Linked DNA regions of Homo sapiens: regions 1 and 2 are each linked to region 3. The links are chromatin loops, found by intact Hi-C in ENCODE. Cell type or tissue: gastrocnemius medialis. All regions are shown on one strand. Region 1 overlaps GMPR (guanosine monophosphate reductase). Region 2 overlaps ATXN1 (ataxin 1). Region 3 overlaps MYLIP (myosin regulatory light chain interacting protein).

What was found. A loop is a pair of places that touch in the nucleus more often than their neighbours do. Peaks named below come from ENCODE experiments on the same cell type or tissue, not always from the same donor. Only the 100,000 strongest peaks of a DNase experiment are listed, where the experiment ranks them.
Region 1: a loop joins it to region 3, with 4 times the contacts of the local background. A loop is called at or near these places in 5 of 110 quality-filtered maps.
Region 2: it touches region 3 in a loop (2.9-fold over the local background); 10 of 110 quality-filtered maps call a loop at or near these places.

What each region holds. Positions count from the first base shown.
Region 1 is chr6:16,274,163-16,282,162 of GRCh38, reverse strand. It overlaps GMPR (guanosine monophosphate reductase), which reads right to left. Exons shown (of 9, transcript NM_006877.4): 5 at 7,667-7,748; 6 at 3,273-3,379. Among named protein-coding and RNA genes, the nearest start is that of GMPR, 40 kb to the right of the region's middle. RefSeq lists an enhancer at 4,551-4,845. In gastrocnemius medialis, a CTCF peak has its summit at 4,681 (motif pointing right); DNase peaks (open chromatin) are centred at 3,602, 4,322, 4,682 and 6,182; H3K4me3 peaks cover 2,376 bases; H3K27ac peaks cover 8,000 bases.
Region 2 is chr6:16,315,816-16,323,815 of GRCh38, reverse strand. All of the region lies in intron 7 of ATXN1 (ataxin 1), which reads left to right. Among named protein-coding and RNA genes, the nearest start is that of GMPR, 81 kb to the right of the region's middle. RefSeq lists enhancers at 1,076-1,135, 2,613-3,446, 3,359-3,478. In gastrocnemius medialis, CTCF peaks have their summits at 6,774 and 6,979 (motif pointing left); DNase peaks (open chromatin) are centred at 925, 2,745, 3,125, 3,715 and 1 weaker place; H3K4me3 peaks cover 1,210 bases; H3K27ac peaks cover 7,028 bases.
Region 3 is chr6:16,132,632-16,140,631 of GRCh38, reverse strand. The region is part of intron 2 of MYLIP (myosin regulatory light chain interacting protein); the gene reads right to left. Among named protein-coding and RNA genes, the nearest start is that of MIR4639, 4.9 kb to the left of the region's middle. RefSeq lists an enhancer at 7,430-7,589. In gastrocnemius medialis, no CTCF peak of the experiment used is centred here; DNase peaks (open chromatin) are centred at 3,291 and 7,501; H3K4me3 peaks cover 4,227 bases; H3K27ac peaks cover 8,000 bases.

The DNA.
Region 1 (8,000 bases), 140 kb before region 3:
TGTTGTGGCTTCCTTTGAACTTCAATGGCACCAGTGTGCTAATTCAGCAAATAAAGGGTAAAATGGGACAGCTGGAAGGAAATTGGACCAAGTGGCAGGATCCAAAACACCTGGTGGGTTTCTAGCAGGTTCAGGGCTACTGGCAAGTGACAGAAACGTGCCCGTGCCCTGTTAGACAAAGGGAGTGTGGGGGCAATGGCTGCTCTGAACCTCAAGACACTCAGCTGCTTACAAGGACTGAGCTGAGGGCAAAGGTCCAAATTCTACTAAGTCCATTCATTTGCTTTTCCAGCTAAATGGAACTCCTAACCCCATCTAGGAGACCTCTCAGCATTGACGTAAAAGGAAACTCGGAGGCCGGGCACGGTGGCTTACGCCTGTAATCCCAGCACTTTGGGAGGCTGAGGCGGGCGGATCATGAGGTCAGGAGTTCGAGACCAGCCTGGCCAGCATGGTGAAACCCTGCCTCTACTAAAAATACAAAAAAAAAATGGGCTGAGCGTGGTGGCGCGTGCCTGTAATCCCAGCTACTCGGGAGGCTGAGGCAGGAGAATCGCTTGAACCCGGGAGGCATTCTAGCAGGGAGCTGAGATCATGCCACTGCACTCCAGCCTGGGCGATACAGCAAGACTCCATCTCAAAAAAATAAAAAATAAATAAAATAAAAAAGTAAAAACTAAAAAGAAAAAAAAGAACCTCAGAGAACACAAGCAAGATCAGAAGTGCTACCTTCCTATTGCACCAGTGCCCCAGGCTTGGGATGTCATTGTCCCTAACTGTTAAATTCAGAGAAGTTGCTGCCTTGGGCACCAGCAGATGAGACCTGGTTCAGGAACACTCACCCCGCCAGCGTATGCTGAGCCTCTACTCTATAAGCCAGTGGGTCTCACACTTGAGAGGACATCAGAACTACCTGGAGGGCTCGTGTTTAAACAGGTTCCTGGGCCTCACCTGCAGAGTTCTGATTCTGTAGGTCACGTCGATGGTGGGGCCCAAGAATTTGTAACAAGTTCTCAGTTGATACTGCTGCTGCTGGTCTGGGCACCACGCTTAAGAGAACTGCTGAGATACACTATAAATTAGGTGGTGCTGTGTAAAGAGATGCTAAGTTGATTTCCAATCAGATTCACCTCTGGGGCACACAGAGCCTCCACCCCACCCTGCCTACCACCAATCTTTGGCCAAACAGCCCTGTAAACTAAGCAAGTTTGAAGTTTCTAGAAAGACATAAGGATCTCAGAATATGTTCAGAGTAAAACTTTATTAATCAGAACTCCACTACTTTGGAAATAGTGGTCATTCAACACTTACGATATAGGGTCCAAGTTTTGACTTGATGGAGATGCTCAATGGTTAACATTATTAGGTAATGGAGACAGGACTAATTACATATGGGGATTTTGGGGACTAACCTCTGAAAGAGCCAGTTCACTAGGATGGGGTCCCGGAATGTTGATTTGTAAAAGCCTCTCTGGTGATCCTCACGCAGCCAGACTCAGACAAGGCTGCACTCAGGATTTGAGAACCACTGACATACTGCGGAATGGTACTACTGCCTGGCCGCTCCCGTGAGTTGAATAACCTCTTAGCAAATGTAGACCGACAGTTCTATGTCAGCCTTTTACACACTAGTTGCTCAATAAATGGATATTAATTTGTTCACTGGGGCAAAGGGTATTGAGTGGAGAGTCTTAGAACTCTGTCATTAACCAATAAACCTTTGACCATTTATTTCAGATACTATCACAGTAGATGCTTAATAGAGACTTGCTGGATGAATGGATGGGTGGGTGAAAAATTTGGATGAGGCATTAGAAGGGGCCCAGGCAATCTGCACTGGACAGCGAGTGAAAGACCTTGATCCTAGCTTCAGTTGTTACCTGAGCACCATTCCCAAGACTTTCATCATCTATGGGCTAAAAGCTGCCAGGTCTCCAACTATGAACACAATGCCTCATGTGCAATTTCCCTTCTGATGCCCCTCAAGCACCTCAGAATCAACAGACACGTGCCATAGTGATCACCACACCAGCCCCGAACCTCTTCCTTTGCAGCCATCTTCCAGGTGAGCCAGCACATGAGCCAGCCACAGCCTTGCTCCTCCTTCTCCTTCTCCAGTGCCCCCCAAGCACCTACTCCATTGCCGACACTTGTTTAATTCTGCCTCCCAAATGTCAGTCAATTCTGGAGATGGCTCTCAAGCCTGCTGCAGAGCACAGTCACCTCCCCCTCCTGAATTACTAACGCGTCCCAGCTGGGCTCTCTTTTTTATTTTGCCCCTTTCAATCTGACCCAAGGCAGTGAGTTGGGCACTCTCCTACTCAGACCTCTGCAATAGCTCCCTAGTGCTCTTGGAGAAGTCCCATCCTTAAAGGTGGATCCCACAGCTCTTGTCCATACTTGCCCTCAAGCTTATCTCCTGCTGCCCCTCACGCCTGCCCCTCTCAGGTCACTCGCCCCAGATGCAGTGACTGAGATTTGGTTCCCCAGTGCTTTTCTGTTCCCTTCTTTCTTCTCATCTGAAAACTTCCTTTTCAACCATCAGCTCTCTCTATTACACTCCAGGAAACCTTCCCTGACCCTGAATATGGGATACGTGGCCTGTTATGGGTTGAACTGGGTCCCCCCAAAAACTCGCATGTTGCCATCCTAACCCCTAGCATCTCAGAATGTGACCTTATTTGGAAACAGGAACAATGGACACGTCATCAGTTAAGATGCGGACATCCTGGAGGAGGGTGGCCCCTGATCTGAAAGGACTAGTATCCTCAGGAAAAGGGGATGTTTGCACACAGAGACACACACACAGAGGACGCCACAAGCTAAGGAACCAGCAGAAGGTCACAGAGAGGCCTGCAACAGATCCTTCCCTGGGGCCCTGAGAGGGAGCATGCCCCCCCCAACACCCTGATGTTGGGCTTCTCGTCTCCAGAATGGTGAGACACTGAAATTGAAGCCCCCAGTCTGTGGGGCTTTATTACAACTGTTCTAGCAAGCTGTGGCCTGGCCTACCCTGTGCTCTGAAAGCTGCCTGCACATCCCTCATCAGATGGACCACCCACCTGCTTGTATGGCTTCTGCCTACTGGGCCTGCCACCCTCACTGTGGAATCCGTGGGCAGCAGGGCCTCTGTTTCTGCTGAATGTCAGCGCTGTGACCGCAGTGCCCAGCTCCCTCCCATGCCCACAGGATGCCCAGCCAGTGAAAGAAGAGCAGCGAGGGAGCAGGGGCCTCCCAAGACACCCCAGCCTCAGCCCCGGGTGGAGACTCACAGAGATGATGTGGCCCTTCAGGCCATGGGCAGAGTCGGCACACTCAATGACGGCACTCAGCTGGGGGTACCCCACTCCCGTCTTGGTGCGGGTGGTGCACACAGAACCTGCACAGAGAAAGAAGTTGTCCCCAAATAGATGGTTATACATGAGAAGACTGTGACATGAAATGCGTCCCCCTTACCTTTGCAGCCCTGCTTTAGGGACCAGGGTGAACCTCTGTGGCAGAGGAGATGTGGGGAACAGGCTGCCCCATCTGCACGATGGAGGTCACTGTAAACCACACCACCTGGTCATGCACCCCCTCCGGTCCTCATCACTGTCACTGGCTGATGTCCCAGACATCGCCTTCCCCTCTACCATGCACCTGTCACTGCCACTCCTCCCTGTGGCACTGGCTCCCATGCAATAGCCAGGCACTGACCTTTCCACACTTAAACACCCACTCCTTTCCACCTTTCTACAAATCTACACTCTGCTTTAAAGGACCTCTCAGAATCCTCCCACTGGCTCGTAGCTTCTTTACCTTCAACCTTTGTCAAATGACTCACCTCTCTTAAGCCTCACTGCCCGGCCTGTAAAATCCAAAGAGAAACACAACCTCCTGGGGTTGTGGCAGAGAACAAATGGCACAGGGAGGGATACCGCTTGGCCCAGGGCCTGGCCTGCAGCACGACACCCTCCATACCCTCACCTGCTCTCACTCAGCTCTGTGCTCCACAGGGCCCAGCTGTTTGTCCATCTCCCTCCTGGCTGCCCCACCTCAAGTCCCTTGCAGCCTAGCCCGAGGTTCACTTCCAGGCCAGGGCTCACACCAGCACCCTCCTGCCTGCCTGTCCCACGGTCAGCCCCAGTCCTGGTTGTTCTCCCAGTTAGGTCCAGGCCAAGTCGCACTCTGACCTCTTTATCATACCTCCCCTTATTCAAGCTTCCCGGTGCCGCCACAGCACCCCACTTTACCCAGATCAGCAGAATCAAGCTCCACCTGCTCCCCTCCCTCCCCACTGCTTCTCCAATGGGGCAAGTTTCTTCCCACCTTAGGGACTCTGTACACAATGTTCTCTCTCTTGGACACTCCCCTCTGTACCAGCCCGCCTAGCCAAACCCTTCTCATCTTTCCAGCTTCTTCTTAAATGTCACTGCCCCAGGGGAGTTGTTCATCACAGTTTCAAAAAGAGGCATTTCAATCAGGATCTGTGTGAGAATGTTAAGGGTCTGTCTTCTGTACTGGGTGGTCGGCTCCGTGGACATTCGCTGTTGTTATCAGGTGCTGAGAACAGAGCCTCATATACAATAAGGCACTATAAATAGTCACTGAAAGAATGTGTGGACTCAAGAATGAATGAGTCACCCACATCCCTGTCTCCACTGCCACTCACTCAGCCCCTCCCGGAGGTCTTGTGGTGTGCACGAGAGGGCGCTCTGGGGACAGGGTAAAGGTGGAAGTGAACTCCTCCCTCCCACCAGACCCGGGGGTGGGATGCTTTGAGGCGCAGCCTAATCTCCGGCTCCTGGCCGGCACCACCTTGTAGGATGCTAATTTCTGCCAGGGGTCTTTAGGGACAAGATCAGACAGAGAAGTATGTCTGTGTCCCCAGGCCTGGATTTAGCAGAGAAACCAGGAGAGACAGGGCAAGCCCCTCTCCTGCATCAGCTGTGGGGCAGAGTCCACAGAAGTCCTGTAGCTCCCTGTGTCCTGCTATGTGTCACTCACAGTCCTGGAGCCAAGAAGTCTCATTCCCACGAAGGCGCCTTCCCCCCGCCCTGCAACCAGACGTTGTGCACGGCAGAATAAAAGGTTTAACCCCCGGTTCAGCCTCAGCTTTTCTCCTCCTCTCCCATTGAATTGCTAGATCCGGGGGTGGGGGCCTCAGCTGCAGTAGGCCTGGGGTTCTGATAGTAGTGAGGGCTCTATAAAGGGTAGACCAATTGCCTTTCTTGGAAACAGCCAAGGAAGAAGCTTCAAATAACACACAGGCGGTTCTGATTAACACCTAGGTGAAAGAAGAAGTTGGTGCATACTTTCTCTTGACTAGAGGGGCAGGGAATCCGTTTCTGATGCTTTTTCCCAGTTCCCAGGAGTTGCTCAATAATGAATGAAATCTATCAATCAATAGACATCCAATAATGCTATCATTTAGATATGTAATATGCAATGTTTTTACCATAAAGAATGTGTGAGACTTAAATATGGTCTCCAAACAATTTAAAGAAGTAGCTCCCATGCATTGGGCTCAGAGAAAGCCCCTTATTCTCTTTAGTCACATCTGTCCTACACAGACAGCCAGAGGGGTGGGGAGATACAGTGAGAGCAGAAGGACAATACAGCTTCTGGGGAAATAGAATGCAGACACAGAGATGTGCAAGAAGAAAACAAGTGTAGTAAATGTTCGAGACCACATCTAGAAAAGCTTTGAGAGGGCCGGGTGTGGTGGCTCACACCTGGAATCCCAGCACGTTGGGAGGCCAAGGCGGGTGGATCACCTGAGGCCAGGAGTTCGAGACCAGCCTGGCCAACATGGTGAAACCCCGTCTCCACTAAAAGTACAAAAAATTAGCTGGGCATGGTGGTGCATGCCTGTAATCCCAGTTACTCAGGAGGCTGAGGCAGAAGAATCACTTGAACCTCTGAGGCGAAGGTTGCAGTGAGCTGAGATCACACCACTGCACTCCAGCCTGGGCAACAGAGCAAGACTGTCTCAAAAAAAATAAAGCTTTGAGAGCCAAGAAGCTTCTCACACACCTTCACATCCTGTACAGCACCCGCCCAACACAATGGTAGCCAGTGAACATTCAATACATATTTCCTTTTTTTTTTCTTGAGACAGGGTCTTGCTCTATCACCAAGACTGGAGTGCAGTAGTGCGATCTCAGCTTACTGCAACCTTCACCTCCCAGGATCAGCTGATCGTTCCACCCTAGCCTCCCAAGTAGCTGAGACTACAGGTGCATACCACTGTGCCTGACTACTTTTTAATTTTTATCTCCTATTTTTAGTAGAGACAGAGTTTCACCATGTTGCCCAGGCTGGTCTCAAACTCCTGGGCTCAAGCGATCCACCCACCTTGGCCTCCCAAAGTGCTGGGAGACCAGGCGTGAGCCACCACATCAGGCCCATATTTCTGATTAAACAGGTGACTAGTGAGTGTCCCTGCCTTTGGGACTAAAAAGAGTCTTCCTAATCTATTAGCCTATTTTGTTCTATTATCAGTCTGTCTATTACAGCCTGCCCTAAGAGGAGGCAGCCTGGAAAGGAAGAACGAGGCCTTATCCTTTCTTGCCTTTTCAATAATGGTAGATACTCAGTAAAGACCTCTTCCCATTTGCTCAGAATACATTATTAACTGGCTTAAATGAGTGGCAATATGAAAAACTTAACCTTGAAAATCTCCCTGTATGTTAAAAGCTTGGGTATTTTTACGAATCTACAGGGTTCTTCTTCCTAATATTCTCTTCATACACATCCAATTCCCTCAGGCTGATCACGGAGCCAAGTCACAGCTCAACAGCGTCTCCTGCGCCTCCCAGCTGTGCGTTTTCCCACAGATTCCTCTCATATTGGTTTAGGTTTGCTTCCTTTTTTGGTAGTGTCATTTGGGTATGAGATTCTTTTGAAAAATCTTTGCTGTTTTTCAGTCCCAAGTGAAAATGTGTATATTCTTTCTTGCTCCTCAATTTTAGTGTCTGGTTAATACTGGATGTGCACGGATGAATTTAAAACATGGCAGCTCATCTTCAAGCAGGGCAAAGAAGGAAAGCGAACAGTAACCCTGCCCCATGAGAAAATGGCGCCACCCATGACAAGGACAGAAGGCTCTACCTCGTTCTTCTGCTTAAGATGCCAATGGGTGGTCCTAAGAAAGCATGCCTGGGAGAAGAACATGGGCAAAATCTACATCTAATACGTATCAGGTGAGTAACCAAAGGTGATCATTACCTAGGCCATGGGTCAAGTTTGAATGTGGCCTCATCACTGCAAGCTTATTTGCAATGTTTGGGGTCCCTCAAACATTCACATAAACTGGAGTCATTCATGTTTATTAACTGTCTCTATGGATTCTTCACCTATCGCCTTCCTCTGCAAGGTGTATGGGGTCATTAGTGAAATCTACATTCTTCCACATTGGTTCTGAAACCAAGCCCTCATATTCTGACCACATCCATATATTCTAACCATAATTTAGAAAATCCCTGGGGGCATCAAAAAGCAGCTCAACAATACTTTTCATCAGGGGCTTCCCCGAGAAGCTCAATTATGCTTCCAGAAAAAGCATGCTTTAAATATCTGTGAATGAGTCATTCATGCATCCCCTCCAGTGATCTGCAGTCCCCGCAAGCCCCAGATCCCATTCTTCCCCACACACGTCCTCTGCTGTGCTCCTAACAAGTCTTACCTGGTCCAACTCCCACTTTGATGATATCTGCTCCGGAAAGAATAAGCTCTTCTACCATTTCTCCTGTCACCACGTTCCCTGCCTGAGACAGAAAGAATACAGCTGATGATCATGAACTACTATTGCTGGTATAAAGGTGAGGAACCCCACACCTGAACACGAGGATGTGCATGTCCTAAAGCCACCAGGCAGCTGGGGGACAAAAAAGGAACACAGAATTTCATACCTGGAGACCACTTTTGGGAAAGGCCCCTTGGGTGAGCTGTTGGCATGAGAAGATACAGCATTATATGATTTAAGAACTAGAAGAGATCTTAGAGAGTCCAGGTCAGGG
Region 2 (8,000 bases), 180 kb before region 3:
TTGAGCAAAGTTGACTCTTCACAGACCCCAGGTGACACATGGAAAATAAACATGAGTGAAGAGTCATTGCTTTTCATGGTACTTAGAATCCTTAACACATTTTTGTGAACAGAGGCAGGTGTGAAAAGAGGTTTTGTTTAGAAATGCGACTGGTTCCTTGCCGGCCAGCATCAACTTCAGCTTGAGAATGAAGGCAGCCACTTCAGCTGTGGGCCACACTTCCCAGGCCTGGCAGCCTCTGCAGAAACCAGACTCTTCTATTTTTTTTTTTTTTTTTTTTTTTTTTTTTTGGAGACAGAGTCTTGCTCTGTCACCCAGGCTGGAGTGCAGAGTGCAGTGGGGTGATCTTGGCTCACTGCAACATCTGCCTCTTGGTTCAAGTGATTCTTCTGCCTCAGCCTCCCAAGTAGCCGAGACTACAGGCACACGCCATCACCCCCTGCTAATTTTTGTATTTTTAGTAGAGACAGGGTTTCACCATGTTGGCCAGGCTGGTCTCGAACTCCTGACCTCAGGTGATTCACCCGCCTCAGCCTCCTAAAGCTGGGATTGTAGGCGTGAGCCACTGCGCCCAGCCCCTTACAGCCCTCTTCTGTTCTTGGGGAGGAAGATCTAGGTGTGTTTTTCCCTACTCCAAACTTTGCAAAATTAATGATTAAATGAAAGAGAAATTGGCTTCCCTGTGAAGTCAGAGCCCTGTTCTCATGTTTTTTCCCATAGTGAGATCACTAAATCTCTCTACTGACAGCCAGGGTGCAGACGAGCAGGTAGAAGTGTTGTCAGGGCCTGTTGGCAGGTCTGTGAGGTTGGCCCCCGCGTGGCTATGCTGCATGCCGGGAAGGGCTTCCTCAAAGAAAGGCAAGTGTGCTGAGACCTGCTGAAAAGGCAGCTAGGGCTTCACGCTGTAGAAACAAAAGTGCAAGGCCTGACGCAACCAATGATTTGTCACTTTACCGAGGAGCCTATCAGAAATCGGCTGACATCATCACAGCTAAAATACTCCACCAGCTGTGTTTGCCACAAGTGACAGGTTCAGAGTCAGTGGAGACTCAGACAGAGAGCATGAGAGGGGGAGATGGGAGGGAGAGAGAGAACTCATATCTGGACTTAATTGAGGTTCCAAAGGCTACATCCTTCTCCCCTCTGCAGTGCCTTCCTGAGGGGTTTTCTCCCCTAGCCTGAAGAATCTTCCTGGTCTTCTCAACTGGTTAGGCACTGCTGACACTGCACCCACAGAGAAATTCAGAAATGTGCAAATTGTTGAGCTTAATAAGCAAAATCACAAATTTGATTGGGGAAGTTGTGGAAGAAGAGATGGTTTTCTCCAAAACAGATGGCATTGTGACTCTAGGCAGAAATCCTGCATGAACAGACTCTTGAGGATGCCTGAACTCATAAGACCCCCCCAACATCACACCCCCAGGGAAAGCAGTGTGATATAGTATGGTGGTGACAGACCCAGGGGTGCGGATTTGGGTCTCTGGCAGGACAAGTTACTTCACCTCTCTGAGCTGCAGCACTCTCCTCTCTAAACCAGGCAAATGAGTTTTGTTTTTCTGTGGGTTTTTGTGTTCGTTTGTTTGCTTGTTTTGAGACAGGGTCTTGCCCTGTCACCCAGGCTGAAGTGCAGTGATGGGATCATTGGCTCACTGCAGCCTCAACCTCCTGGACTCAATTGATCCTCCCACCTCAGCCTCCCCAGTAGCTGGGACTATGGGTGTGTACCACTACACCCAGCTAATTTTCTGTGTTTTTTTGTAGAGACAGGGTTTTGCTATCTTGCCCGTGCTGGTCTGGAACTCCTGGGCTCAAGCGATCCACCCACCTCGGTCTCCCAAAATGCTGGGATTATAGGCGTGAGCCACGGCGCCCGGCCACGTATGATTCTTCATAGGAGATAATCTCTTGAGAGGGTTCCGTTTTTTAATGCTTCACTTTTATACTTTCCAGAACAGCACAGCCCTTGTAAAAATTTATTAGCGTCGGTTAACAAAAAACCAAGAAGAGCATTAAGATGAACATGTACTGACCTCATGCTAAGCGGCACACAGACCTCATGGGAACTAAAGCCATGGCATATAAAACTGAGGGGTGTTTAGTTTGGGGATGATTTTTAAGGGGCTGAATTCCTCATTAAGACTGTGGAAAGATGCCCCCAGCATTGTCCCAGCTGACGCTCCAGACGAGGCAATGTAGGAGAAAAATGCTTTTCCGTGTTTGTCACTATCCCTGTGGCATTGCCCTGCCCAGTACAGCTTTTCTCCACTCGAGCAAAGCGTCTATGCATCCCCCAGGCCCCCACCTAGGTGCTGTGGGAGGAAAGGGGAATGCCAGGTGTTGTCCATTGTTACTGCGTGCACCAAAGGAAGCCTCCTTCCTCTTCAGTGGAGGGTGATAGCACGTTCCCCACCCTGGAAGAGAGTTGCTGCTTTGCCATGCCTTGATTCTGGTTGAGAGTCCCAAAGGATGACAGAATCACTTCCCTTGGGCCTCACTGCCAAATATAATCCACTTAATATCCTCCAAGTTTGAGGCCATAAGTCTGTGGCGCATCCAGATGCGACCCCCGAGGCGATAGCATCAACGTGGGAGCCAATGCAACTCAAAAGAAGGATGGGGCTTCGCACCTCCTCCTTGGGTAGGAAGTAGGTTAGCTGCTTGGAAAATGCAGGAACTGGCACTGAAGAGATCTGAGTCTGAACATATCCCTCACCCGTCAGTAGCACTGGGACCTTGTGCAATGTTAGTTTTCCCTTCCCTGCTTCAACTTAGATGGCTCGGGCCCTGAGAAAGTGATTCACAGCTGAAAAATAAATCAAAGGCCTCGTGTTCTAAAAAGAGTTTATGGAAGGAGAGGCAGCTGATGAAAGTCTAGAAAGAAGGCTGAACTTTTCCAATGAGCACAATAAGCCATTTTTACCCTGCCTGTAATCCTCGGGGTGGAATCCCGCGAGTGGCCGAGGCGAGCACCCTTCCCGCCGTTCCTGTTTCTAAGGCTAAATGATGTCATGCCAGCCTGCGTGAGCATATCAATCTGTATTTCTGAGTATGAACTGGATTTGAGGGGTGCATTGGTGCTCCAGCCCTCCAGATCAGTAAGACAACCAATGCAGAAACAAGGGCTCCCAGGCTCCTCTTCTGCAAGAGGCTGTTAGTGACGTGCCCGCTGGGACAGCCCTGCCCAGGATGGCCCCAGCTGGGGAGCCTTTGGCTTCCATCTGGCGGCGTTCTATATTATCCCATCCTTCTGTCTCACCCTTCCTAGGTTCAGCTTCTCTGAAGAGTACACAGCATTTGCTCAGTGGAGTTGTAAAATGTATTGGTAAAGTGCTCTGGGTTGACACGTTCCTTTGCTTCTTTCCTAAATGCCAGGCTCTGTGTTATTAGGGCCGTCTGTCGCTTCCCAGCGCCTCCCGAGGTGACTGCTTCCCTGACTCGGTGGCTGCTTAATATTCAGTGCCATTTCCTCCTCCCGACTGTCCTGGCGTGGGTGTGAGTGTGCCTGTGTGTGTGCTCGTACAGCAGTTGTTATCATGATGTACTTACTGGCTGTCTACCGATGGCTTTCCTTTCATTCTACTATTTTTTGGTTGACTTCTGTGAGCTGTGAGTCATCGGTGGTAACATTATGCATTGAATGGATTAGCTGGTACCTAAAAATAGCCGAGGCCCTCATGCAGGCGGCACATGAGCCTGTAGAGTCAGTCCCTTTGCAGCCAAGGCAGACCCACTTGCCAACATTGAACATGCCGAGCTTGGTGGCGATGAATCCTAATGTATCAAAAAATAGATAGTTGGTGACTGCCCTGTGTGCAGAGCCCAGCCCTGGATTTGTGCCGCAGTTGTTGGTAATACACACTTCCTGTCTGTTCTGGTGCTGGAAAGGCTCCAACAGAGAAACTATGTCAAACCACATTTTTGTTTGTGGGTCTTTGTACCTCTCTAAAAAAAAAAAAAAAGGAGAAAAATGCTCTCCTTTAAACTGTATGTGCTATATGTGCCCCCAACTGGGTCATCTTATATGTTTTGATTCTCTCAGACTGTTGTTGTTTATAGCATTTAGAAAAAAATTAAAGACTATTGTTTAAAGCAGTTTTAGGTGTACAGCAAGTAGAGAGAGGTCTCACACACCTAACAGTTTTCCCTGTTATTAAAATCTTGCATTGGTGTGATAGATTGGTTACAACTGATGAGCCAGTACCGATACCTTATTTTTAACTAAAGTCCATAGTTTATACTACAGTTCACTCTGTGTTGTACATGCTGTTTTTGATGAATTTATGATGTCATGTATCCAGCATTACATTATTATACAGAACAGCTGTACCACCCTAAAAATCCCTTATGCATCAACTATTTGTCCCCCACACCCCACCTGAAACTCCTGGCACCCACTGATCATTTTACTCTCTCCATAGTTTTGCCTGTTCCAGAATGCCATGCAGTTGGAATCATCCGGTATGTCGCCTTTTCACATTGGCGTCTCTCACTTAGCGATATGCATTTCAGGTTCTTCCATGTCTTCTTGTTGCTCTGATAGCTCATTTCTTTTTAGCACTGAATATTATGTTGTTCTTTAAGGCACATTTTTTTTTTTTGAGATAGGGTCTTGCTCTGTTGCCCAGGCTGGAGTGCAGTGACACCATAATAGCTCACTGCAGCTTTGACCTCCTAGGCTCAAGCAATCCTCCCACTTCAGCCTCCCTAGGAACAGGGACCACAAGTACACACCACCACGCCCAGCTAATTTTTCTATTTTTTTGTAGAGACGGGGTCTTGCCATGTTGCCCAGGCTGCTCTTGAACTCCTGAGCTCATGTGATCCTCCCGCCTCAGGCCCCCAAAGTGCTGGGATTACAGGGATGAGCCACCCTTCCCTGCCTAAGGCACACATTTTAAGGCCCCAGAAAAGGAAGGCAAGTGAGCTAGAACCTGTGTGCCTAAGGGCTTCCGTGTCACAGCTGCTGTGGTCACTCACTGGGCAGTGTCCTTCCTGGCCATCCCTGAGCCTCCCCACAGGGCCTTCCCACAAGGGAGCTCTGTGAGCCACGCTACCATGTGTAAGAAAAACCCAGCTTTTAATGTGGGATTTGTGTTAGGAGGCGTCCCGGTGCTAGGGTGTGGGTTTACTGAACAACCCTGAAACACTTCCACCAAGGACTGAGTCAGGCTTTGCGTGAACATGATTCAGTGTTTTAAATAGAACACTCACAGAGATTCTTACACTCAGCCAAAGCGTTTTGACTGTTTTTATTAATGATTTTTAAACATTGCAGTAAATGGGTCTCTCGCTTACCCCCTTCATCTTTGAGACGGGGTTTTCTGATTTTTTTCATGCTGAGAACGTAACCATGCAGACTTAGCCTTCCAGGAAAGCAGACCGGCCTTTCTCTACAGGTAAAACAAGACTGAGAATTTCACTTGCAGACAAAGTTAAGAATGCCCAATTTAATAATTTCGCCAAAAAACAAGACATACTTACTGAAACCTAGCTTATGAGAGAATTCATTGCTCCCAGCAACAGGCGAAATTTGTATGTCTGGGATAGTGTCATGAAAAAATGTTTTGTAAAACAGATGCCCTTCGCAATTTGTGAAAACAGGGACTCTTGTGAAGGAAATGGGAGACATATTTAAACAACAGACGTTTTGTTTTCTTTCTATCTTGTTTTTGGTGATATGTACATATGTGTGTATATAGACATAGCACCAATCTAAGATTGAAATATACAATCAAACAGCATAAATATGCGTGTATGTGCATAGTGTTTAGATATAGTAGTTATTGACTAAGTGGTGAAAGGAATTTTATTGAATTTTCATACAGAGGAGCTAAAATTTTTCTTAAAAGCCAGTCATTAGTCAGATTAGGAAGGTGACATTTAAAAAATAATTATGAGCCCAGAAGTGAGTCGGTGTTGTCTCCCTGTCTAGGTTCGTCCATCCAAAATGGGAGTTGGAGGTGACAGTTCTAGAGGAGTCGATTTAGGGGGATGGATGGAGGAAGGGGTAGGCAGATCTCTTATAACCACACTGATGAGCACATGGGCTTGCTGGCAGCAGTGGGAGGAGGGAGGGAAAGAGTGGAGGAGGGTGGGAGGCGGTCCACCCCCAAAAGCAAGAGGTGCTGGCGACAGGGCATCCAGAGATGAAAGACAGAGGGCCCTCAAGCTTACAAAAGTATAAAGGCCATCCCTGGGCGCGGTGGCTCACACCTGTAATCCCAGCACTTTGGGAGGCCGAGGTGGGTGGATCATCTGAGGTCAAGAGTTCAAGACCAGCCTGACTAACATGGTGAAAACCCGTCTCTACTAAATACAAAAAAATTAGCCTGGTGTGGTGGCAGGCGCCTATAATCCCAGCTACTTGGGAGGCTGAGGCAGGAGAATTGCTTGAACCTGGGAGGCAGAGGTTACCGTGAATCAAGATGGCACCACTACACTCTAGCCTTGGCGACAGAGTGAGACTCTGTCTCAAAAAAAAAGAAAGAAAGAAAGAAAGAAAAGTTATAAAGGCTATTCTACTTACTGCTTAGGGTGTTTGAAACAGGATATATTTACTGGATGAAAAAATGGGCTATATTGAGCTGTCTGGCGTTATGTAACGTGCTTTGGTTATCTGTGGTACTGCTCCCATGAGTTTATTTTCATTGGGATTTAATCAGAAACCATTCTGGAAAATGTGTGGAACCCCAGCAAGATCATAAAATGACTTAATGATTACTAACACAGCTGCAAGAACGAGAGTGGAGAGAAAATAACTGAAGTGTGATTCAATAAAATCATGACGACCTCAGCATCTGACAAGGTGAGGTGGCTATGGCTCCGCTGAGAAAGCTGCCTGTTAGGCGGTAAAGCCACACCCTGGAGAAAGCACTGCTCCTCTCCCTGGGGGAGGTCACAGCCCACTTTAGTTCTGGCTGGTTAAAAAAAAAAAAAAAAAAAAAAAAAAAGACAGGCAGTCTCTCTATTGCCCCCTGTTGTCCACTTGTACCATTGCAATGTTTTTCCATACAGAAGGCAAACAGAACTATTCTTTCAGTTTTTTTTTTGTTTTGTTTTTGTTTTTTTTAAGACGGAGTCTTGCACTGTCACCTGGGCTGGGGTGCAATGGCGTGATCTTGGCTCACTGCAACCTCCGCCTCCCAGGTTCAAGCAATTCTCCTGCTTCAGCCTTCAGAGTAGCTGAGATTACAGGCACCTGCTCCCACGCCTGGCTAATTTTTTTGTATTTTTAGTAGAGACAGGGTTTCACCATGTTGGTCAGGCTGGTCTTGAACTCCTGACCTCATGATCAGCCCGCCTCTGCCTCCCAAAGTGGTGGGATTACAGGTGTGAGCCACCATGCCCGGCCTCTTCTTTCAGATTTTAACTGAGCACCTATTACTTGCTAGGAAGTCTTTTAGACTCTGGAGATAGAACACTGAGTTTGGGGAAAGAGGCAAAACAGACAAATATACAAGTAAATAAAAAAGAATGCATAAGAAGATAACCAGTCCCTTTTGGCACCAGGGACTGGTTTCATGGAAGAAGATTTTTTGGCAGGATGGGAAGAGGGAGGGGGATGGTTTTGGGATGAAACTGTTCCACCTCAGATCATCAGGCATTAGTTAGATTCTCATAAGGAGTGCACAACCTGGATTCCTTGCATGCGCAGTTTACAATAGGGTTCACGCTCCTATGAGAATCTAATGCTTGCGACTGATCTGACAGGAGGCGGAGCTCAGTCTGGAATGGTTGCTCACCTCCAGCTGTGCAGCCCAGTACCTAACAGGCCATGGACTGCTACTGGTCTGTTGCCTGGGGGTTGGGGATCCCTGGTATAAAGAGGAGAAGGGGCCAGGCTAGGTGGCTCATGCTTGTAATCTCAGCACTTTGGGAGGCTGAGGCAAGAGGGCACTTGAGGCCAGGAGTTTTGAAACCAGCCAGGCCAACATAGCAAGGCTCCATCTCTACATAATGATCATCATTATCTTCACCAACAAAACATTAGCTGGACATGG
Region 3 (8,000 bases):
CTGCTCCCTCTGTCCTGAGGGCCATTCTTTCTGTCGCCTTGCTTGGATACCCTTTGGTCTGTATCACATGCAAATCCTCTATTCCTCTGGTACAGTATTTGACATAACATGTATATTATGTATGACTTCTTAAGTGCCTCGAACATCAGAGAGCTCCAAAAATGTACATAAAACTGCATATTATGTGTGATTAGTTTACCTTCCAACCTTAGTTTCATCCTGTTTAAGCCCATCCTAGTTGTATACAATACTATATTCTACATTTACTAAAAGGTTATGTCACACTTAAAAACTCCTGTAAAATTCAGATACTGGTCACACTGCCCAAAACTCTGAAGAGCACCTAAACTGCTGTAGACAGATTGGCCTCAGTTATAACAAGTGTCCCTGGCAAATGTGAAGTTTTAACCTTCCTTCGATGACTTGTCATAACCTCTCAAACAAGGCTAATTGCCACATTATTCGTCCCATTAACAAATGAATTGTAACTTTGGCCAGGTGCGATGTCCTCAGCACTGTTTCTGTTTAATAATATATCTGTGTCTGACATTCCAGGTAGAGGAACATGAGCAAGGTAAGAATCGACTAAGGAGGAGGCAGTGAGGCTACAAATCTAAGGAGGTGCTATACTGAGAGTCTACAATGTCTGGCTGACAAGAGCCATTAATCTTATTTTCACTAAGAAGTATTTAAATTCAATGTTTTGTGCATTCTATAATGATAAAGAAATATTTAAAATGATGAAACTCTGCCAAATACTGCAGTTTTTTCTTTTTTTCAAAGCCCGTGTAAAGAAATCATAGTAAGAATGTGTAATAGCCTCAAAGAAGATAAAGATGGTTTTTATTAACCCAAACATCTGCTAATCTTTAAAGTATTTCTGACATACTGCTAAACTGAGAAAGGAGCCCCCACTGGGGCAAAGGAATCACCATGAAAATAATTTGCTGTAAAATAGCTATCTGAGGACTGAGATCCAGCATTCTCAGCAAGCCGTGGTTTACTACACTGTTGCAGGCCTCAAAAGGCTTCTTAGATGACCATTTGATAAACTTCATCTTGGTGAATGTACCCATCTCTGTATTCGACTGGGGTGGAGGTGTGCTGTTAGGAAACTAAAATCTGCATCTATGCTTTCGTTAAAGAAGAAATTACGCTCTGAAAGACTTGAAGAATATTGCCACAAACGAAGTCTTCTTAGTTTAATTACTGCTTATGTAAAAGTGGCCTTTTTTTTTTTTTTTGAGATGGAGTCTTGCTCTGTCGCCCAGGCTGGAGTGCTATGGCACGATCTGGGCTCACTGCAAGCTCCGCCTCCTGGGTTCAAGCGATTCTCCTGCCTCGGCCTCCCGATAGCTACATTAGACCATGCCTGTCTAATTTTTGTATTTTTATTAGAGACGGGGTTTCACCGTGTTAGCCAGGATGGTCTCAATCTCCTGACCTCATGATCTGCCTGCCTCGGCCTCCCAAAGTGCTGGGATTACAGGCAAAAGTGGCTTTTAACTTATTTTTCAGGTGTAAAGTTAGAGACTAGTTCCTGCTTTATTAGATAGTAAGAAGAGTTTTGAATCAATTCCGTGTCTTTTTGCAACCTATCCATGCCTACACTTCCGGAGAGACAGTGGCCAAAATCAAAGGCAAAGAAGCAGTAACAGAATGTAAACAGGTGGCAGGCAGCCTGAGAGCACCACTGATCCTTCTCAGCATATGGGCCAGAATTTAAGAAAAGATCTAGCAAGGGCGATGATTGACCTTTTCGACATACTCCACATTCTAGCCTGGAGTGCAGAGGATGCCTGGTAAGCATGAAAAATCCTTCTCCTTACTGTCAACATCAGCTTTCTGATAGTCCCTTCCTGCATTTTGCAGTTTCATGGCTATAAAGCAACCTTTTCATTTCAAGCCAATAAATATTTGTCTTGCACCGCCTCTGTGCCCAGCCCTAAGCTGGGGTTTTAGGGTAAACATGTCTGAGAGTTCCTTTTTAGATGGACTTACAGCCTTTTACAATAAAGGGACATATCCCATCAAAATAACTCCAGCCACAATCTAGCTTTTGGGTGACAAGTTTATGCTCTCCAGGAGAACAGTACAACAGAGTACTAGTAGCAAAGATCAGCACTCTAATAGGCTCTTTCCAAGACAGAGGATAGCAGAGCTCAGAGACATGTTTCCAACAAGAACTTCAGTGATGGCTCAATATTTATGGGTGGTTTTGAATCAAGTATTTTCTCTTAGTATTTTCCCCTCAAACCATCTGGATTGTAACTATCTGGCTCCTGGGTTTTGCCCCCTCCTTTTTTTTTTTGTAAAGTAGGCAAAATGTTACCAATAATATCAAAACAAGCAGATGTGGTCAAATAAGTTATGCCTGCAGTGAATGCTTTTGCACTAAAGATCAAAAGTAGATGACATATTCAATTCAATAGAGGCTACATCCTAGAATCACAAACAGAAAGAAAGCCTTTGGAAAAAAACTGTTTTCTCTGTCTTAAGGAAATGTCCATGAATACATCCTATGAGCATAAATAAGCTCAAACTGCACCTTTTAAACATTCTTCGGGTTATACCTTCTAATTCATGACTCTTCTTTAAGTTTTACCCAGTTACTAAGAAAACTGATATTTTCAATATATGGATCACATTTTGGGGCCCAAGGCGTAACATTCTGGCTAAACTCATGTCCTGGCATCGTGGGCACAGATGAATTAACATTTACTGAGCATTATAGATTTTTTTTTTAATGGAGTGAATATAAGGATATGCCAAATTTTAATTTTAAAAATGAATCACATATTCTTACTATATTTTTCTTTCAAAGTACTTCAAATTTTCTCTCTTTTAAAAATTAATTCCTTCTTACAATGTTAAGGAATGAAGTTAGATCATTTATCTTTTAAGAGTTGTAATCAGAGAACTTTCCTCTAAACACAGGCTTGTCTCATAAAGCAATTATCTAGGAATCAAAGCAGAACTTCCTGCAAACCAATTGGAAGTTGTTCATCTGCTCATCATAGAGGGTTCCTCTCAGTTACTGCCCTCCAGTTACCTCACCAGTTACACCATTTTTAAGAGCTTTTAATGACAAATGTAAAATAACTATATCCAGATTCATTATTGAACTCAAAATTTAAGAACTAACCTACATCTTTAAAACAGCTAAGCAGCTATTTTTTTCAAATTCTCAATTACCAATAATTGAATTGTATTTCTCCTGGAGAGCCATGACTGACTCTAGCCATAGTGAGTAATGGCTGGTTCTGCTCTCACCTTGTCAGAACCCACGGTGATCATCAGCCAGCCTGCCTCAGTCCAATGAGTCACTTAACCACAGTTTATTTTAAAACAAACTTTGACTGCCAAGTTATATTTAAAAGCTATCAAATCACAACAGAATTGCTATGAGAGTTTTCTGTTTTGTATCTTTAATTTCAGTAAAACACAAATCAGTTCAAGATGGATCACGGGTCTAAATGTAAAAGCTAAAACCGTAACGCTTTAGAAACAAAACTTAAGAGTATCTTCATGACTTCCAGGTAGCAAAGGTTTCTCAGGACATAGCAAAAACCACAAAAGAAGAAAGTGGATAAATTAGGCTTCACCAAAATTAAAAACTTCTACTCATAAAAGGCATCAGAAAAACAGGTAAGCCACAGGAGGAAATACATTTACAAAACATGTATCTGACAAAGGACTGGTATCTAGGGTACATGAAGAATTTGTACAACTCAAAAATAAAAGCAAACAACAAAAATGAGTAAATGACTTGGACACTTTGAAAAAGATACATGAAAGGCCAATAAACACATGAACAAGTGTTTAATATGAATTGTCAGAGAAATGCAAATTAAAACCACAACACTCTACCACTACACACCCACCAGAAAGCTGGCAGGGATGTGGAGGAACTAGACTCTTACATTCTTGCTGGGAGTACAGAATAGCACAGTTGCCAAATAGCTTTGGGAAAAGGTCCGGCAGTTAGTTATAAAATGAAATGATTACTTACTCCATGACCCAGCTATTCCACTCTTAGGTATTTATTTATTCAAGAGAAATGAAAATATGTGTCTACAAAAAAAAGGTACATACTAGAATGTTTATGGCAGCTTTATTCATAATAGCTGGAAAACAGGTGTTCATTATTAGGAGTACGGATAAACAAACACTAGATTCATTCAATGGAATACTATCCAGCAATATAAAAGAACCAACCACTGATATATAGGACAATATGGATGGATCTCAAAAAATCTGTGATGAACAAAAGAAGCCAGATATCAAAGAGTGCATACCACAAGATTCCATATAGATAAGGCCGCACAGGCATAGCTCATCTCTGGTAGAAGAACACATGACAGAGGTGTGGTGTGCGGTGGGTGGGGGTGGGAAAGAAGGGGAGGGGTTGACTGCAGAAGGGCTTCAGGGAACTTTCTGGAGTGATGATAATGTTCTAAATTTTGATAGCAGTTTTATTTAAACAAGCACAGCTGTTTGTCAAAAATCATTAAATGGTATAATTAGGATTTATGTAAATTTTACATCAAAAGAAAAAACTGCAAACATTGAGTTCTAGTTAATGTTATGCATGCTGAAGTATTTACGGGGAAACATACTTATATACAACTTATTTTGAAATGCATCTAAAAATAAGACAGATTGATGGGTGGATAGAGGACTGATAAATGGATGAATATGTAATAAAGCATGTAGAGTAAACTATTAATATTAGAATTTAGTATATATAGTATATACTTAGTATACATACTATAGAGTAGAATATATAGTGTACATGTACACTATATAGAATATATACTGTATATATACACTATATAGAATATATAGCATACATATATATATATATATATATATAGATATATGTATACACACACATATAATGTGTGTATATATACATAGGTGTTCCCTGTAAAAAATCTCCAATTTTCCTGTCTGTTTGAAAATTTTCATAAGTTAAGGAAGTAATACTAGTAAAAATCCCTTAGGGTCAAGGATTCAAGTAACTAGCCATATCTAACGTGAACCACCACATCTATCTACTTCATGGAGGGCTTGCCACTGAGAAACTTGTCACAGCCAAATAATTACCAAGTTAGGTCTCTATGTAGGCTTAAGGAGATCCTTTTCAAAGCCCAAAGTACAAAATGAGAATCACTGATGAAAGTGTTCCTGCTCTAAAGCAGTTAAAAGATGTGGAGGGCAGCAGCTGGGAAAATTTCCAACTTCAAAAGTGATCACAACCCACACCAGAAGAACACTTCTAATTGAAAGCAGAAAATCTGCACTTCTAAAAAAATGTGCTTATTCACTCACAGTAGATCCCCATCCTAGGCAAACACCAATCTAGGCAGCCCTGAAATCTGAAAATGTTAACTACAATCTCTTTCCCAACAATATAGATCAGCCAAGGAGTGCTTTTTGGTACATTCATTCCATGAGGCCAGGAAGGTTCAGGAATTTTCAGACCTCATCATCTTTTTAACTGCCTTCACATTCTGAGTTACTTGCTAGGTCCTGCTGCTGGTACAGAAGAGGGCTGGGAACAGGCCACAGTGGGACACCATTCAGAGGAAACACACCTAGTGTCCCTACAGCTGCTCAACACTGGTCACCTTGAGTCTGACCCTAGGTGCCTTCTAAATGCTCAGATTTAATTTTACATGTCGTTTTAAAAACCTTCCTTGAATATTTCATACAAATATATAAGTACCAGAAATTCAAAAAGGGCCTAAAGATACCCAGACAGGCGTTCCTTGGCTGAAATAAACACATATAATAACACAAACATCCTATAGCCTTAACAAAAGAAAAAATTATATCAGAAATTTAAAATTTGATTAAATACTTTCTTTGGAAATAACCACATGCCTGCTTTTACTGTTTTTACTTTCCAGGGCCTATTTTGTGTTTGGGCATGCAATCTTTCCCAGATTTCCACATGTCTAAAAGTGATTTTTGTTGGAAGACAGGGAAATACTTAGTTAATATGTACTTAGGACTATAAATGGGTTGCAGTTAAAGTGATGCTATAACTTGAAAACTATCTGACTTTCATAGACGGCCCAGATAAGTGGTAGTTTCTTTTAGGAAAGAACTAATAGCCACAATAAACACATGGTCTAGGATGGTGTAGAGGGGGTGAAAGAAAGGAAGCAAAAGAATGTGAGGAAGCTCTAAGTTAAGTTCAAACAGAAAATAATCACTACAAAACATTTTTGAAATGGTGAGATTTCTTTTAGATACTCTCAACTTTTCAGTTTATAAAAGCAAAGTGAAAAACATCTCAAAATCTATTAGGAAAGCTTATATTAGTAGTTATCAGTTAACCCCATTTTTGTTTACTTCCAAGTTCTTAATTCTATGATTCAACAAATATGCAACAGACACTTATTAGACTCTGGGGATACAATGTTGATAAGCTCCCTGTTTAATGGAGTTTAGGTTATTAGAGTGACTGATAATAAACAAATTACCACGTAAGTATATGTAGTATTATAAGCTCATTAAATGCTATAAAGGAAAGATACATGATGTCTTGGGGGAGTTTAGTCTCCCAAGCAAGGCTAGGGAAACTTTTCTGAGGGCTGAGGATGGGGCTGAGGTCAGAAAGGTAGGACAGATTTAACAAGGGACGAGTCAGAGTCAAACTCATCACTGCCAGCATCACTGAAATCTGGATGAAATTTAACATCCAGGATTAGAGCATTTCTGTGAACATTTAGTCTGGGACTCACGGAGCTCTTGGAATGGGGTTGTTTTCTGGAAAAGAGAATCCATGTGTTGGTGAGCCTTACCTAAGCAAAACGTCTCCTAGCAAAGACTTCAGAGCTCTGCTAAAACGTGGCTAAGTCGGGAGCAAAATATAGATTTTATTGGCAGTGGATGGTATAATTACCATTGTGAAGATGAAGCATATACTTCTCTAATCTCTGGTTTTGGAAATGTTGACAAAATCCAGTCAGAATTGCAGTAAACTCAAAGCCTTTGAAAGGCAAGAATTTCCAAGATGATTATTATTTCAGATCTACTTCCAGAATACATTAATTTGTTTCACTATTCATTTTATTCCATGGCATCACAAACATCTGCTGAAAATAACCTGCTGTCTCCATCTCTGAAATATGCCAGCTGAAAAGTAAAAGACTCTCCTTTTACATTTGAGGCTCATATTCAAGAGCAAAGCATAATCTAGATAGAAGAATCAAATCTAAAATTAGGCCAAATCAGAACTCTACCTACCAATCTAAGCAAACACTTGATGTGCTTTTTCTGTTTTCAGAGACACATATTTAGGAAAACATTAAGGAAAATAATATAAAGAGGACACAAAAGCAATGAAAAAAGTTATTGCTAAGAGAAATTTAGAAACCATCTCTTCAGAGGCCTTCAAGTAGGATGTAGAGCTGGGCCCATAGCAGTCTGGATGGCTGGTAGTTGGTGGCAGAGCTGAAACTACAATACAGGGCTTCTGCCTGGTTCCCTGGTGCTGTCCTATGACAAACAGGCCTTCCTGCCCATCATTCTCACAAGGGCCTCCCTAATCTGATATGAACTAATAAGTTAACTGCCCTTCCCAACTTGGCTACCTTAATTGTCCCCAGAGGACAACTCTGCCAGGATATTTCAGCATCATTTAATAAACTGTCTAGATACTTTCAGTATACTACACTACATGCACCCTCATGATTTAGAAAAGAATAAAAAAATCACCTTTCATAACTGGATTGTCAAAGCTAAATTTACTCACTACATAAACAGACCTATTTTATATTCATGGCATTTTATATAAGTATTTTACAACAAATAATTAAACATCAAAGAAGTTTACGAACCAGCTTCATTTGCTAGCATTTGTAAACATACATATTTTTGTTCTATAGTTTCATGCATGTAAAAACAATGCTAATTGTAAACTGGACCCAGTACAGCTTCTGATGTCCTAATTAAGAGGTACAAATGCTAATTACAAATCACTTTAT